2 separate regions of the Mus musculus genome follow, and region 2 is linked to region 1. A link is a loop called in an ENCODE intact Hi-C map of the cell type or tissue named here. Cell type or tissue: left cerebral cortex. All regions are shown on one strand.

The links. Hi-C counts contacts between places; a loop is a spot of excess contacts. Peaks named below come from ENCODE experiments on the same cell type or tissue, not always from the same donor. Only the 100,000 strongest peaks of a DNase experiment are listed, where the experiment ranks them.
Region 2: it touches region 1 in a loop (2.0-fold over the local background); 2 of 42 quality-filtered maps call a loop at or near these places.

Annotation. Positions count from the first base shown.
Region 1 is chr3:129,200,227-129,208,226 of GRCm38, reverse strand. Pitx2 (paired-like homeodomain transcription factor 2) reads right to left here. Exons shown (of 5, transcript NM_011098.4): 2 at 4,235-4,290; 3 at 3,650-3,787. The coding sequence starts at 4,280. Among named protein-coding and RNA genes, the nearest start is that of Pitx2, 4.3 kb to the right of the region's middle. In left cerebral cortex, a CTCF peak has its summit at 3,341; DNase peaks (open chromatin) are centred at 3,365 and 7,863.
Region 2 is chr3:128,507,285-128,515,284 of GRCm38, reverse strand. No RefSeq gene overlaps it. Among named protein-coding and RNA genes, the nearest start is that of Gm52639, 140 kb to the right of the region's middle. In left cerebral cortex, no CTCF peak of the experiment used is centred here; DNase peaks (open chromatin) are centred at 2,922 and 3,112.

The DNA.
Region 1 (8,000 bases):
AGCCGTGCCTTTTGTCTTCTAACTTGGGCTGTTGTCTTTTGCCTATCTTGGATTACAGGGTATTCGCCTAGATGAAGAGCCATTAATTACCCATTCAGTCAATATTAGGAAGACGACAAAGCTTTTTACATAGGATTAAGAAGACATCAGATTGTTCCATTAGTATATTCCTGCTCACGAATAAGCTTTCGTTATACATTTCCTTTTCCCCGGAGTCGCTCTAACAACTGCTGCATATATTAACAGCAGTCTGTGCGGAGTAACCGCCTAAGCAGCCTAAAGAAACTTTGAGTGAGAATGGAACGGGTTGGGAGAGTCGCCACCTGCAAAGAATGCTTGCCACCGACCTTCAGGGACTGACTACCTGGACATCTGGTACAATTTCCCACTGGGGTGGGGGTGGTTGGAAACCACAGGAAGAGAGGAGGCTTCTGCCAAGAAAACTGCAGGTTTAATGGCGGAGGTGGTGTCCAGTGGGGAAAAGAAAATAGATAACTGTCACCACCCAGTTCTCCTGTCTCTTTGCCTTTGCAAGCTTCAGATCTCCTCCAGCTAGCACCTGCACCTTGCCTTCCAGTTACATCCAAGATCGCTCCACTTTCCCCCACAACCTTCTTCCTCAGGGCTCAGATCCCTCCTCCAGACACCACCATTTTGCCTTTTGCTCCAGAAGGTTTGAATGTTAGAAGGCCTCCGCTTTAAGCGGCTTCATAATGGAAACCAGATCGTTTTGCTTTTGTGGGTAGAATAGGAGTTCACATCGTTCGAGTTTCGCCAACATTTGCTGATTAAGTGAATGGGAGCCCAAGAGGAAAACAGGGCCTTAGCGAGGGCCAGAGTTTACTCGCGTTCTCCGAAGGCGATTAAGCTGCGACCCCCAACCCCCGAGGGAGAAGGGATGTTTAGGGACCCAGAGTGTCGGGAGGGACCTAGGAGTTTTCTTCTGAGGCGGGGAAAATCTAGGACTTGGGGCAATCAGAATACTTTCAGCCCAGCCAGTCTCTCAAAGCTTTTTAAAAATTAATGGCATGGCTGGGGGTAGGGAAAGCGGGCGAAGTACTGGGCGCCTGTCGCAGGGCAAACCGGACAGACTTTGAGGCCAAGCCCGGCAGTGCTGTGGGCTTTATGCCCTACTCTATAGCAACGGCGCCCAAACATTCTGCACTCTCTTCTCTTCCTGAAGGTCAAGACCATTTGAGAGTTCCTAAAAACGTAGCCATACGTGAAGTCTTTAGCTGGACTTTGCTCCTTTCTATAGGACTGGCCAAAATGCCTCCCTCCAAGTGCCAGGCCTGGAGGCTCGATTAACTCTCTCAGCCCCTACACTGCCTCCAGTTTCAAGTTTTGAGCTTAGTGGTGGTATATGGAGCCCGCCTTAGCCCGAATACGGATCTGGGGAGTCTCCCTTAGAGAGTCTGCATCTGAGGCTATTTGAGGAAGAAGAGGTGGGCGCCGTCACGGGAGTGTACTGGCTTCATCTTTTTCACTACATGATATTTAAAAACATGCATTTTTTAAAGTATAGGAAACCTTAAAAGTACAAAAACTAAATTCAAGTCAGAAGTTTGTATAGTCTATAAATTATTTTCTGTAATCTCCAAAAGGTACTTAACTCTGGTGATCTTCCCGCAGTGATTAGAGGTTTTACCTTACTGGTGCATATTATTATTATTATTATTATTATTATTATTATTATTATTATTATTATTGTTATCATCATCGTCATCATCATCATCATCGTCATCATCATCATTTTGATTTATCAGTACACACACACACACACACACACACACACACACACACACACCACAAACCAGCTAAAACCCAAGGTTTTCAGTATCTTGTCCCACTACATGCCTTTTTAAAATGAATGCTATTAAACACATTTGGACAGCTTTTTAAAACTTAAGTCCAAAAGATAGAAAAACAGACATTTTTGGCAATATAGGGGGAGAACCTTTCATACACTCTTTAAAATAATCCGTCCTTCAAGTAAACGCCACAATTCTTCATATTCATATTCATATTCATATTCGCTCTCTCTCTCTCCCCACCATTTTCTTTTTCCTTTCTTTCTCCTATTATTAAAAGCGAATGCCAGGACACTTGACAGCGGGGACTAAACTCTGTAGGCTCTCAGACACATCCTGCCTACCTACAAGGACATCATCCCACTGCAGACTCCTTGACGGGGTCTGCGTCTATTAGCCCCAAAGCAGGCCACCTAGCCTCAGAAACAATTCTTTGGGTCAACGAAATCAGGGTTAGAGGTGGGGTCGAGTTCTAGGGTCACAAGCCACAGGATGTAACTTGCCCTCCGCTGGGCGGCGGCTGCCCCCCCACCCCCACCCCTGGGCCTAGGCCGGGCTTGCACAAAGCCTTCTCCCTGGGATTCATCGCTACTCTTGATTTTTAACCATATCCCAAACATTCTCCGGTCTAATAATTTATTTTTACGACCGATTATCAAACAGAAGAAGAATTTAACACAATCTTAATGACAGAAATCAACCGACATTATCTCTGCATTGCCCCCATTTAACCCCTTGGGGTTAATCCCGGACAAGTGAGCATTTAACTGACCCAGCAGGAGGACTCAGGATGGGAAAGCTGCAGGTTGCTTTAAGCGTTTTTGATTCAACAAATGCTGCTTTCTGCTCAGATACCCGCAGAAAGTCTTTTTTTCCTTAGTAATACTTTTTATTTACTTGACTGCAGTTCCAAATTACCCCCTCTGGCAATATTATATTTGTGTAGGGGTTGGGGTCGAGGGCTGTGGGGAGTTTTATCTCCTCACACAATCAAAGGTCAACAACCTCCTAAGGTCCGGCACTTACTTATTTTGAAGCTGGGAAAACCCGGAGACTAGAAAAAAATATGTAAATTAGAATTCTACACCTATTCCAAATGAAGGCCCCTCCATCTCTTATACACACACATACATTATCTAAGGATGAGTTTGTATTTCTCCAGGGCCTTTGCTGTGCGTGAGAGACATTTTCACCTTTTGCACAAGCCTATGGACTGGTCTAGGGTGAAATCAAACAACGAAGAAACTACATTATTCAAGCCCAAGGCCTAACAGCTAACACAGCAGCAGGGGCTCTTCAACAGGAGCACCCAATCGCTGCGGCCCTCATGTGCTGTGCATCGTTCTGTCTCCTGCTCTTTAGGGCTGTGGTCCAAACCCAGACCCTTCAAAGCGAGCCTTCAGCACGACTTTCCAGCGTTCGCCTGGCGCGATAAACTGCACCCAGCCGCCTGGGCGAGGCTTGGCTGTGAGCTTCAGGGACCGGGTGGGCCCTGATGGTGCAACGTGCAGTGGGACCAGGAGAGCGACAGAGGTCGCTGTTGGACCACTTTGCACACCAGAAGCAGCGGCCGTAGTAGGCTGGGGCGTGCGCAGGGGATCAGACCACAGGGAGAGAGAAAAGGGAGAGGTGTTGGGTCTCAGGAGTGCAGTATAATTTGTGGAAAGGAATTAAAGTCCCTGGGACGGCTGCTTCGCGCTCTACCCAGAGGCCAATAGTCTAAGTTCTGCAGCAGGGGACACCGGCTTTGGCAGCTTCGCCCGCCCGTGCTTCACCGGCAGCCCGGAGTCCCGGAGGCAGGAGCCCGGCGCGCGGCCTGCGCTTCCCTCCCCCCTTACCATTGGCGCCGGGGTGCTGCCGCGGGAACAGCTTGCTGCTGGCCGACTCTTTCCGGCTCTTGGGAGAGTCCGTGAACTCGACCTTTTTGATTTCGGAGTCTTTGGAGAAGAGACATTCAACGGCTGCCGGCTGCACGCCTGGGCCGTTAGTGCGCCCGCCCCACGTGCGGTGGCAGCGGATGCCAAAGGGCGGAGGGAAGGAGCCCCGGACCAGGGTTAGGGGGCGAGGCGGGACGGAGGGGGAAGAGGGACAGAGAGCAAAGAGCCCGTTAGAGGAAGGACAGACCACACTCCCAGCCCTCCGGCCCCTTGGCAACCCAGTGAGGGCAGTGATCTGTCCCTGGGCCACCCGACGGGAAGCTTAGAGGAGTGTCAGAGCAGTCCTTGCTAGTTCGCCTGAGCCCAAACCTCCCCGAAAGGGCAAGGCCACGGCTGTACTAGTTTGATTTCCTTTTCGCCTAACCCCCCCCTGGAGAAAGTTCCAGTTGCTGGGGGCCTCGCTGTCGAGCCGGAGCCTTCTCCTCTCTCTCAAGACGCAGCCTGACTCCCTTCTAGGGACCCGGGCAGGAGAAGTGAGCTTCTTACCTAATTGCACGCAGGCCGACACTAGTTTGCGACAATTGGTCTCCATTCCCGGTTATCTGCAAAACAGAAGAGAAGTGGGACTTTGAGAAGTGGCAGCTGTAGGGAGTTGGAGGCTCAAAGGCAGCTAGCTACTTGCGCGGAGGTCAGGATCGACTCTAGGTGTGAAGTGTGCTGCTAGGTGCTGGGGGATTCAGGCACGCCTCTCGGGCCGGAGAGCCCCACGGAGTCCAGCAACGTCTTCCGGGCTCTAAATCCAGGACTCCCACCGAGATGTTTACCTGGAGGAATTAAGTCCCCAGTTGAAGGGGAAAGGGCCCAGAGGTTAGGAGGCCAGTGAACCCACAAGCTTCTGGAGAAGCTGCGGGGACTACGTTCAAGGGCGCCTAGGCCGAGGAGCCACCTTAAGCTGATACACGATTTGGGGGTGGAGAGAATGGACTTCTCTTTGGAAAGATCGCCATTCAATACGGTGTCAGTCAATTTGAGCTCAGCAAACATTTGCAGAAGGCCAGAAACAGCATGCCGGGTCGCACAAAGCAACTTTCCCTCCGCTTTTCTGTTATTCTGAAAGGGAGGGAACTCTCGGCCAAGGGTGCTCCAGGAGCGAGCTGAGTTAGGGCCGCTCATCCACCAGGAGCCGCGTTTCCATATTTAGCCATACTTTTCCCTGGAGATACTCATCCAGCCATTTATTTACCCTAAAGTATGATTTAAGATCGTAGAGCCGAGTTACACGACGGGCTGGAGCGAGACAGGAGACCCGGGCAAGCGTTTCTGGAGGGGCCGCCAAGCCCAAACAGCACCGAGGAGGCTGCTCCTCCAGTTTCGGCCTTTGCCGTCCCAGGCAAGCTAGATCCTTTTCAAATTTCCAACCGCAACTCAGACAGCCAAGCTTTTGACGCGGCCCCTTTTCTTTGCCACAGGCAAACCGGGAGAGGTGGGTGGCGGAGGGCTAGATGGAATGGTTGCTTTCAAGACAAGAAAGGGAAGAAGGGATTCTCAGGCCCCCTGAATCTTGGCTCCTGACTCTTGCTAACAGGGTATGCCTGCGATCGGAGGATCCTTTTCTCTTAGAGACCAGGGCTGGAGGTGAGAGCGGGCATTGCCAGGCCAGTGGGCCGAGTTTTGGCCTCAGGAGCATTTTCACGCGCTCCTCAGTCTCTTCTGGAGCAATCCAAGCTCCAGGGGACTCTGGCCAAGGTCGTGCTGCCTGGAGGAGGGGCCGCCTGGTGTGGTGGCCTGGGGATCCAAGACTGGGGAGCCACAAGCAGGTCCCCCCTCCCCCAGCTAATGAGACCCGGGTAGGGATTCTGCCGATCCTTGTGGACCCGTGGGCCCAGAAGTAGCAGTTTGGCGGCTCCAGATTTAGCGATTCTGCAGTAAAATCACAGGATTAGTGTCTGATTGAGATGTCTGTTCGGGAGATATTACAAAATTCATTATCACAGCTTTCTACTAACTCGATATGAAGTAACACAGATGGGATTTTATTAGTCCAGACTCCAAATGTTTACTTATGATAATTTCGGGGGAAATTTGCATGGCATCATCATTTCGATAATCTTTTTTTTTTTTATATGTCTGAACTGGCTGCATTATTAGCCGGTAGCCCCAACATTGCAGATGGCTACTGCAAATAGTTTTATTTATTTATTTATTTTCAAGGACTGAAATATACAGAAGAGAAAGACCTGACCTGTAAAGTCAGTTGCTACACATTTCCTCCCACCCCCATCCCCCCACGCTTTGGTGCTGAAGACCAATCAAAGCAGTAAGAAGCAACGCTTCAAGACCCCGTAGGTTTCGGCCCAAGGAGTGAAAAGATCAAGACGTGTTCCTTAGCTCCTTGCTACACGTCCTTGTGACTTTGAGATGTATTTTATTTCGCAGTAATGTGAATCCTGAGACTTTATGCTCCATAGAACGACCAGGCCTAATAAATGGGTCCAGTCTAACTAACTGAGGAAGATTTTTTTCTTTAAAGAGAGACCTTCAAGTCTTATCTGATGATACTTAAACTTGTCCTATCAAGGTGGCTAACGTGTGACAGACAAATTTCACTGCCAGATTACAACACTGGTTTTGATGGCTAATCTCAACATTTTAGATAGGAGACGTTTCCTGATTAGAAGTTATTCTCATGCCAAAAGTTCCCATCCTGGTTGGAATGTATATACCAAGCAATCTGGTTTGGGTCAGCTTCCATTCCATATTGTGTTAATGAAGCACTATCCAGCAATTAGCATGCACAGTGCCACTCCGGCCAGGCAGATAGGCAAGCCCTAAGAAACAGAGCAGTTTGTTTCAAAAATGATTTCTGCCCAAGCAGTACAAGGATGGAATTGTAGAAGAAGCTACGAGTTCTAATCAGTCCAAGAAAACACAAAAAACAAAAAACAAAAAAACAAAAATTCTTTCCCATTTCACCCTTTTCATTTCCTTTCTTATCCCACAGCAGAACCATTCATGGAAAGCTGAAAAATAAAAAGCATGAGGCCATATGTTTTAAATGAACTAAATTGGTGTGATTAGCCAGCAAATTAATTTGCAGTGGGTAATCATTTAAGGAAATTAAGATACCACTTTAGCACAGCCCCGTGCTTCACCATGAGCAAGCTTTCTTTAAAGCTCTGTGGAATGTGTGCTTCTGGAGCTTTGGAGCTACAGTGCTCAGCTTACAGGACAAAGCAGGGCAGTAACTTAGGCGTAGTTTTGCTGAGGCAAAGCAAAACATTCCATAAGTGAAGTAGCTACTTTGTTTTGAAACTAAACTTTGATTATTGGAATACTGTGCTCATTTTCAACGCCCCCCAAACAACAACAACAACAACAACAACAACAACAACAACAAGTCCTCAATTCACTTCAGTAACAATCTTTGTTTCTGTGAAATTATTGGTTTTAGGTGGAGTCTCCTCTAAATGATACTGCATGAGAATAAAATATCTTTAATTGTAACTAATGGTCTGAAAAGGATGCAGAGATCTCTTAAAAATCAAATTACTTGTTCGTTAAATCGTTTAGAATGTATGAATGCATATTATTGTAATTCATAATAGTAAAAGACTCTCTCCCCATTTTAATTTACCTCAAAAAAATACGGTAGTCCTACAAAATAGAATAAAAACAAAAATATCCCAGCCTCCTAGGATAGTTTGATTTCTAAATTGTTTAGGGAAGGTGATTTAATTGGAATAAAAGGACTGTATTTCGCTGGTTTGGAATCGCATGTTTTTACTTAGTTACCAGTTGCAAAATAGTGGCCTCTCCGCATCCGTTTAAAATGCATCTCCCTCAGTACAAGATTGGAGTTGACTGATGATCAATTTAAAGGATTTATAATCCGAAGTAATTGTGCGGGTTGGCATCTAGGCCTGGCTCTCAGGTAATTCGCTTGGGCCTGAGAGGTCACTAACCGCCGGTTAAGATGGAATCTCCTTTTTTTTCCAATGGGTAATGATGGGAAGGGGCTAATCTATTCCAGTAGCTGAAACTTTGTAGCTGGCCCTTTATCTTGACTGGGCTAATCCTCAGCTGGAGGATTTCTCCCTACCCTGTTGGCATCGAAATTTCAGGGAAGATGCCTCGTTTTAACTGCCAGCCATGCCTGGCTTCCAGTCGACTTCAACGCCGGGTAGGACTGTTCTAGTGTCTGCGATTGAGGGCGAACGGAACAGGGGCTCTGTAAGATCTGTTTGCCAACTGCGCTGAATCTGGAGAAACAAGCCCGGCGAGCCACAAATCATACACGGCGGAGGTTCTCCAG
Region 2 (8,000 bases), 690 kb after region 1:
GTCTAAAAGAAGCTCAGGGAAGGACAAAAATGGAGCAGAGACTGAAGGAATGGCCAACCAATAACTGGTCTAACTTGAGACCCATCTCCAGGGCAAGCAACAACCCCTAACACTATTAATGATACTCAACTATGGTTGCAGACAGGAGCCTAGCATAACTGTCCTCTGAGAGCAGGACAGTCGGGAAGTTTACTGAAACAGATGCAGAGGTTCACAGCCAAACACTGGATGGAACTCTGGAGTCTTATGCAAGAGGTAGGGGAAAGATTGAGAGCCCAGGAACAAGGGATAATGATTGTGCAGGAAGACCAACAGAATGAACTAACCTGGAACCATGGAGGCTCTCAGAGACTGGATCACTAACCAAAAAACATACACAGGCTGGACCTAGGTCTCCTGCACATATGTAGCAGATGTGCAGCTCAGTACTCATGTGGGGCCCCAACAACTGGAGCAGGGGTTGTCCCTAAAGCTGTTGCCTGTCTGTGGATCGTTTTTCCTTAACTGGTTGTCTTGTCTGGCCTCAGTGGTAAAGGAGTACCTAACCCTGCAGAGACTTGATATGCCAGGTGGAGAGATACTCCGGGAGGGATTCAACCAACTTAGAGGAGAAGGAAAGGAATGGAGGGACTCTGTGAGGGGGAACCAGAAGAAAGTGGAGCAGTGACCAGATGTTAAATAAATAAATAGGGAAAAAGTTATATTAAAAACAATAATGGATTGTGTTGTAGAGGTAGATGTGATATAACAGGGAACATAGAGAAATGTGTTGGTTATGAAATTAAAATGTTCTTTTTTTTTTTGAAAAGTAAAGAAAAGATACATGCAGCGATAACAGTAACATCATTTTACCAGAAACGCATTCCAAAGACAATGAAGTCATTCCTTCCGTAGGAGCATTAACTGACTCCTAAAGAGGTATAACAGCTAGCCACCTGCTTACGCTGTACAATATGGGTTCAATTACTAGCACCTGCACCAGGGAGAACATTTTCAAACTGTTCTGATAAACAGTTGGGAATTCCTGAGAACAAATGCATAGGGGGTGCATTAAAACTTCAAACTTCATCAGTCCTACTATACAGACTTATACACATATATTACATTATATGTGCATATAAATATATACACAAATGTGTATGTATATGTACACATCTATAATATGGGAGTATATTATAAAGAAATAACATAAAATTATTTTCTTTTAATATATATAGATTTTTTTTATTTTATAGACTACCATTTTATAGACTACCATTGCTGAGTCTGTGTGATAAGATGTCTCTGATGTATGTTCTTGTATTTTTCTTATACATTATGAAATGTTCCTAAAGTGTGTATGTATTGTTTTATGGGATGACTTATTGTATGAGAATTAATTAATTAATTAATTAATTAATTACAATCCAGCTGTTGCCCCTCCTCCCAGCCTCCCCTCCCACACTTCCTCACCACATTCCTCCTTCTCCTTGTCCCTGAGAGGATGACACCCCCAACACCAGGGCTCCCCCCCTCACTGGGGCCTCAAGTCTCCCAATGAGGCCAAACCAGGCAATCTTCTGCTTTATATATGGCAGGGGCCTTGTACCAGAAAACTATTTTGAAACATCATCAACACCTAAGTCTAGGATTTTATTAAATTTAGTAGCAGTTCTCAACATAGGTAAAATATTTCTAATATTTTAGGACCTCTTCAAAGCCTGGTTTAAATTTTCCAAGGCCATACATGTTTAAATCCTTATTCAAAATACATCTGCTGACCCAGCTACAAAATTTTGCATTTTCTAGTATTGTTAATTTTCAACTACATGATGATTATAATATCGTGTAGATTCCTCCATCTCTACGCCACCCCTGTCTACAGGGATTACTAGATGGTCTTGGCCTTAATGGATATATTAAGTGGTGTATACCAAACTATCAACTACTGACATATATGTGGATTTATAGATATCTTCAGGTTCTTCAAGCTAAAAATCACAACACATCTTGTACATCTTTTAATATTTGTTCCCTAGACTCTCTCTCTCTCTCTCTCTCTCTCTCTCTCTCTCTCTCACACACACACACACAGAGAGAGAGAGAGACAGACAGACAGACAGACACTTAATTGGGTCATGACCTCTAAGTTTTTAATTCTTGAATCCAAATCACCTCTTTGTATATTTTCTATTCAATTTATGCATTTTTAACTAATGGCCTGAATTCTCTAATCAATTTGCAAATGCCCTCAAACATACTCCGTATATAATCTGTACACTAAGAACAAAACTTTTCAAATAGACATCTCAAAGAATTTGAAAACAAATCTTCACTGCATGTGAAAATTTGACTTGGCACTTTGTATTCATTCTTTACTTTTTGATAATGTTAAAATAAATACTAAATTTACTAAGTGTTCAATCTCATGAAAGGTCTTTGAAGTCAGGCTGAGAGTTAACTGTTTATGGGTAACAGAAAATGCTGGTGAGCTATGTTGGAAACAACAAATATTTTTATTCTCTGACATCAGAATACATTAAAATATACAGTGCTCTACCCTGTAGACAGCCAGAAAAGTGTTACACTATTTATTCTGATGAAAAGTTCCAGACTTCAAAACACAGCGTTATTTTCGGGGTTTATTTTAAAATGCATTTAGTGAGAAGATCTATAGAACATCTTACATATTTCACGGAGCCAGCACCATGAGATCATCGGCAGAGGCAGAAGTGAAAAGTATTGTTGTGGGACAGCCTTGTGGGACAGCAAAGCCTGATGTTAAAGTGCTGTGTCTTCTCGTGTCTGTCAACGCTTCTCTACCACTTATGCATGGCATTGAGTGGAAGAGTCTGATTCCAATATTTATACAAGTTTTGTGGACAAGGTATTTTTGCTTCTCAGTATGCAATATCAAAAATAAGTCTATCATGACTGGGTGGCCACTGTGGAGATAGTTTCAAGCATATAAAATATAAAAAGCATGCATGAAATATGCTGGTATATTAAATTAACATCTTGCAAAAACCCTGCTCCAAAACCCAGATACTTCTATTGCTTTTGACAGACTGTAGGCGGTAAAGTTTTAACTTTAAAGAAGTGGCTTTCTGTTTCTGTTTTCAAGTTAAAAATAATGAAAGGAAAACACACGGAAATTCCCACATTATTAAATAAAACATTTAAGTGGCCAAGCGCCAATCATTGTCACGCCATGAACAAATGCCTTACGGTAATATGTTCCATAGCTGTTTGCTAAAAACTACCAATTTTAACACATTTGCACATGATTAGACTCCATAAAAAGCTGCTTATTGAAGCCAGTGTCATAACACACTGCTACTCACGCCTAAGGGGAGGGAAGCTTCAATGTAAACCTGCACCGAAAGGTGGTGTGAAATAAGTTCCGCGTTGTAAAAACAGATCCTAAGTAGATTTGCCAAATAGCTGAGTCTGCTCTCGTGGTCACAAGTTCAGGACATTATCATTCAGGGCTCTGACGCTCTATGAAAGGGCAATGAAAACCTCCTCTAAGCAATTAAAACACGCAAGGATGGATGCTCAAATAAAACTTTAAAATCTGTTTTGAGTCTCAAAATCTCTGTATTTGGAAAACAAATGCTTTATGAAAAGAGAGCTTGAGTTTGGAAAGGCGAAGTCTTCTAGAAAATAAAGCAAATGCTGGCACACTAAGAGACTAAGCAGAAAATGCTCTTGGGTTTTACCTGATTAAAATGATGGCATCATTTAGAAAAGGGAATGGGAGAAGAGGCCCTTGGTTCCCTAAAGGCTCGATGCCCCAGTGTAGGAGAATGTGAGGATGGGGAGGTGGGAGTGGGTAGGTGGTTAGGGGCACACCCTTGTAGAAGCAGGAGGAGGGGGGATGGCATAGGGGTTTCTGGGCGGTGGGATTGGGAATGGGGATAACATTTGAAATGTAAATAAATAAAATATCCAATTAAAAAAAAAGAAAAAACAAGCATTTACTGTGCCTAAATGGTATCTTGAAAGAAATTCGACTTACTTTCTCTTTTCTTTTCCTATCTATCTATCTATCTATCTATCTATCTATCTATCTATCTATCTATCTAGTTAGTTAGTTAATTTATATGTTCACTTTACAGCCAGATAAAAAACCTCTCCTTCTGGCCCCCACTTCACACAGCCCCACACCCATAGTCTCCTTACATTCTCCTCTGAGAAAGGAGAAATTGATTTATTTTTCAATGAAGTATTTGCTCTTTGTCCCCAAGCTCCGAAATCTATTTTACAGACTTCTCATTTGACAGCAAAATGGACAAAGCCCTAAGTATTTTCCTATATTATATCATATTATTTACAATTTTCTTTAGAAACATCTATGCATTTGATCAGAATTTTTTATCTTGTTCTCACTGAGACCGTCATGTAATGTATAAGATCCAACCTGGACTACTGTTTAAATTCTTAAACAATACAGAACACAAAACCATGTACAAGCCTTGAAGATGTATATAAGGGCAATACATGGTATCTGTATGTGAAAATATTAACAAATTAGTATTAAAATAAAACTAAATAATAGAAGATCACACAGTGGTCCCTTCTGTATAGATTGCTAACCCATAACAATATATCCATCACATGTAAGTCCAAAATGTAGAGAAGCCTTCTAAGTCAATTAGCACAAATTGTCTCATTTAACCCTACATGTGAAATATTGTTTCAAAATGCACTCAATATAAAACTAAATGATGTAGTTTACACCCAGTTTCTCACTATTTTCAATAAACAGTCTGTAATGTATATTCACAATACTTATAATTTTGCTATAGAGCCGTGTGTCTCAATCTTCCAAAAGCTGCAGCTCTTTAATACTCTTCTTCAAGTTGTGGTGAGCCCCAGACATGAAATGATTTCATTGCTACTGCATATCTGTATATTTGTTGCTATTATGAATCATAATAAATCTAATAAACAAGATATGTTATGTGACACCCAAGGGGTCACAACCCACAGATTGAGAGCCCCTGCTCTACATACCAGTGAGCAAAGAGGGAATATCTGATGAATCGCTACATTGGAAGGATGAGGGAGGGTCATGAGTTCACTTCCAGCCTTTCTCCACACTGAGACCTTGGTTATTTTTGTTTGTTTGCTTGTTTGTTTGTTTGTTTGTTTTCTAAATGTTGTCACTGTTTAGTATCTGTATACATCTTTTCAACAAAGGCTGAAAAAGTGGATAGCTATTCTCTTGATCGATAACGAGCGTTTCATATGTGACTCATCACACTGATATATCTAGCATGTTAATGTTTTATTATGGATGAGCACTTAGACATTTAAAACATCCCCTTTTAGCACCATGGGAATGATTACATGGTTCACTTCTTTATTTTGTTTGTTGATGGAGTTGGTTAATTTCAAATGATGTATTTCTCAAACAACCTAATTTAAACAGGATGTTCTTTTTTAAATTTTTTTATCAGTATTTATTCAGTGAACACAGATGGGTTTCATATGGTCAATTTCTATCAAGTATATAATTTTATACTCTCTTAACCTCCTCTTTCTCCCTGATTCTCCGACCTCTCATGTTACTCTCCTTCTCCAGGACTTCTGCTTCCATGCCAAGTGTGCAACTGTGTGCATGCATGTGTGTGTGCCAAGTGTGCAACTGTGTGCATGCATGTGTGTGTGCGTGTGCGTGTGTATGTGGACACAGTTTCATGTATTATAAAATTTTGGATCCTTAAGTGACAGAACACAAGAATAAGAAATACTTATATTTCTCCATCCAGCTTCCTTAGCTTAATATGAGGGCCTCCGGTTACATCTATTTTCCAAAAAAAGACACAACTTTACTTTTATTTATGAATATATAATATATTTGCACATATTCATTCCACAGCAGAGTATCAAAAATGCTGAGGCTATAATTACTATTCATGTTCTTTTTTCTATAGTTCTCCGTAAAACCATTGATACACTATGTAAACGTTGAGCCACTCTGTCTTAAGACATTCCCTTTTTTACTTCCACTAGGTATTATTGTAAAGCTACACTTCAAATGTTATCCTCACTGGGTAAATACTTTGCTAAGTTTTCTGTATAAGAGCAATGGCATTTGATATGGTTAGAGCTTCAACACTAGAAAACTAATGTCTAAGAGTGAATTTTCTATTTATTAATGAGGTTGGTGGTTACATTTGTAAGTCATATAGTATTTTTTCTAGTAATTATCGGTACATTTTATTCATTTTAAAAAAAAAATATGTCATGCAAATTTTCCAATTGTATGTATATACGGATCACTTATAGATTGTATCTTGACTCTGGCTTCTATGGAGCAAGAACTACCACCCCTATTGATAAGTTTATGTTTTCATTTGAGCTGAAGTTATCTTTGAACTCACAATCTTCAACTTCTGGGTCCTGGTAATGTTGGTGGGTAACATTACAGATAAAAAACTTGACTACCAATTTAGCTTATGAATTTTCTCTAAAAGTATGGTTTTAGCCATAAAGGACAAGTTCTCAATATTATGAGAATACTCTATGAGTACACTTAACATTACACACACACACAAAATCTTTTTTATGGCCAAGAGCCAACTCACTGCTCTTGTGAAGGGCTCAGGTTTGGTTCCCAGCACCCACAGTGCCCCTTACAACTGCCTGCAATTTCAACTCTATAGTGAATCTGACATGCTTTTCTGACCTCCACAGGCTCCTGCCCACACGTGGTACATGTAAGTCCATTGGAGGCAGAAACATATGCACATACATTTTAAAAAGAAAGAAATATTCCCATGAAGGGCATTTGAGAGTGTGGAAGGGAATCAGCAGGAAATAAATGTAGGTGCATACAAAGAGGGGTGAGAGAGATGACTAAACAAGGACTCTTACACCCGTTCTCGCGACCGGCCAGGAAAGACGCAGCAAACCGGAATCTTCTGCGGCAAAGCTTTATTGCTTACATCTTCAGGAGCCAGAGAGCAAGAGAGCAAGAGGGAGGGCAAGAGCGCAAGAGCGCAAGAGCGCAAGAGCTTTATTGCTTACATCTTCAGGAGCAAGAAGCAAGAGCCAGAGCAAGAGCAAGAGAGAGAATGGCGAAACCCCGTCCCTTTTAAGGAGAATTATTCTCCGCCTAGGACGTATTACTCCCTGATTGGCTGCAGCCCATCGGCCGAGTTGTCGTCATGGGGAAGGCAGAGCACATGGGGTGGAGAACTACCCTTGGCACATGCGCAGATTATTTGTTTACCACTTAGAACACAGGATGTCAGCGCCATCTTGCAACGGCGAATGTGAGGGCGGCTTCCTACAAAGGACTAAATATTAAAATGCCATATTGAAGCTCATTGCTGTGTAGACTAATTAAATAATCTAATAAAAAGAAAACTCCTCTAAATAATGGTTCCACCTATCATTTTTCTTTGTAAATATTTTAAAACTGTAGATTTGTTTAAGTTTTTGTTTTTCTTTTGTTTTAGGTTTTAGTTTTGAAATGTTACTTGGAAATCTGTCTTACCCACCTGCCCCAGTGTACCAAGGGGTATCTATCTTCCCAGTGATGCGAAGCCTTAGGTTGGTGCACTAAATCTGTTTGCTGAACAGTGTGTCCCTTTTATTTAATTCTTCAAAAGGAAACTAGAAAATAAGCATCCAGTGGAATAACACCTCAATAAAATAAGTACACTGTTTTTATGTCGCGTCACTAAGTAATTTCCTTGGGTGAGTTTGGGTATTTCAGGGCTCAATTGAAAAGACGATTGCAGTGTTACCATGAAAAAAAAAAAGTGAAATGCTTTTACATTTTGTCTTTGAATGAACTATGATAAGCAGTTTGATTGTGAAAATAATTCCATTTGTATTGTTTTCTTATTGCACTTTCTTATTGTACACCAGCTACAGATCTGCATCTGTATTTCTCCAAGGTGCCTGGCAGGAGTGAAATTCTAACACTTATGTTGGATGGTGGACATGCAAGTGTTTTAGTTGTCTTCTCTGTATGGATTTTAAGTATCTCAGTGTCAGAACTG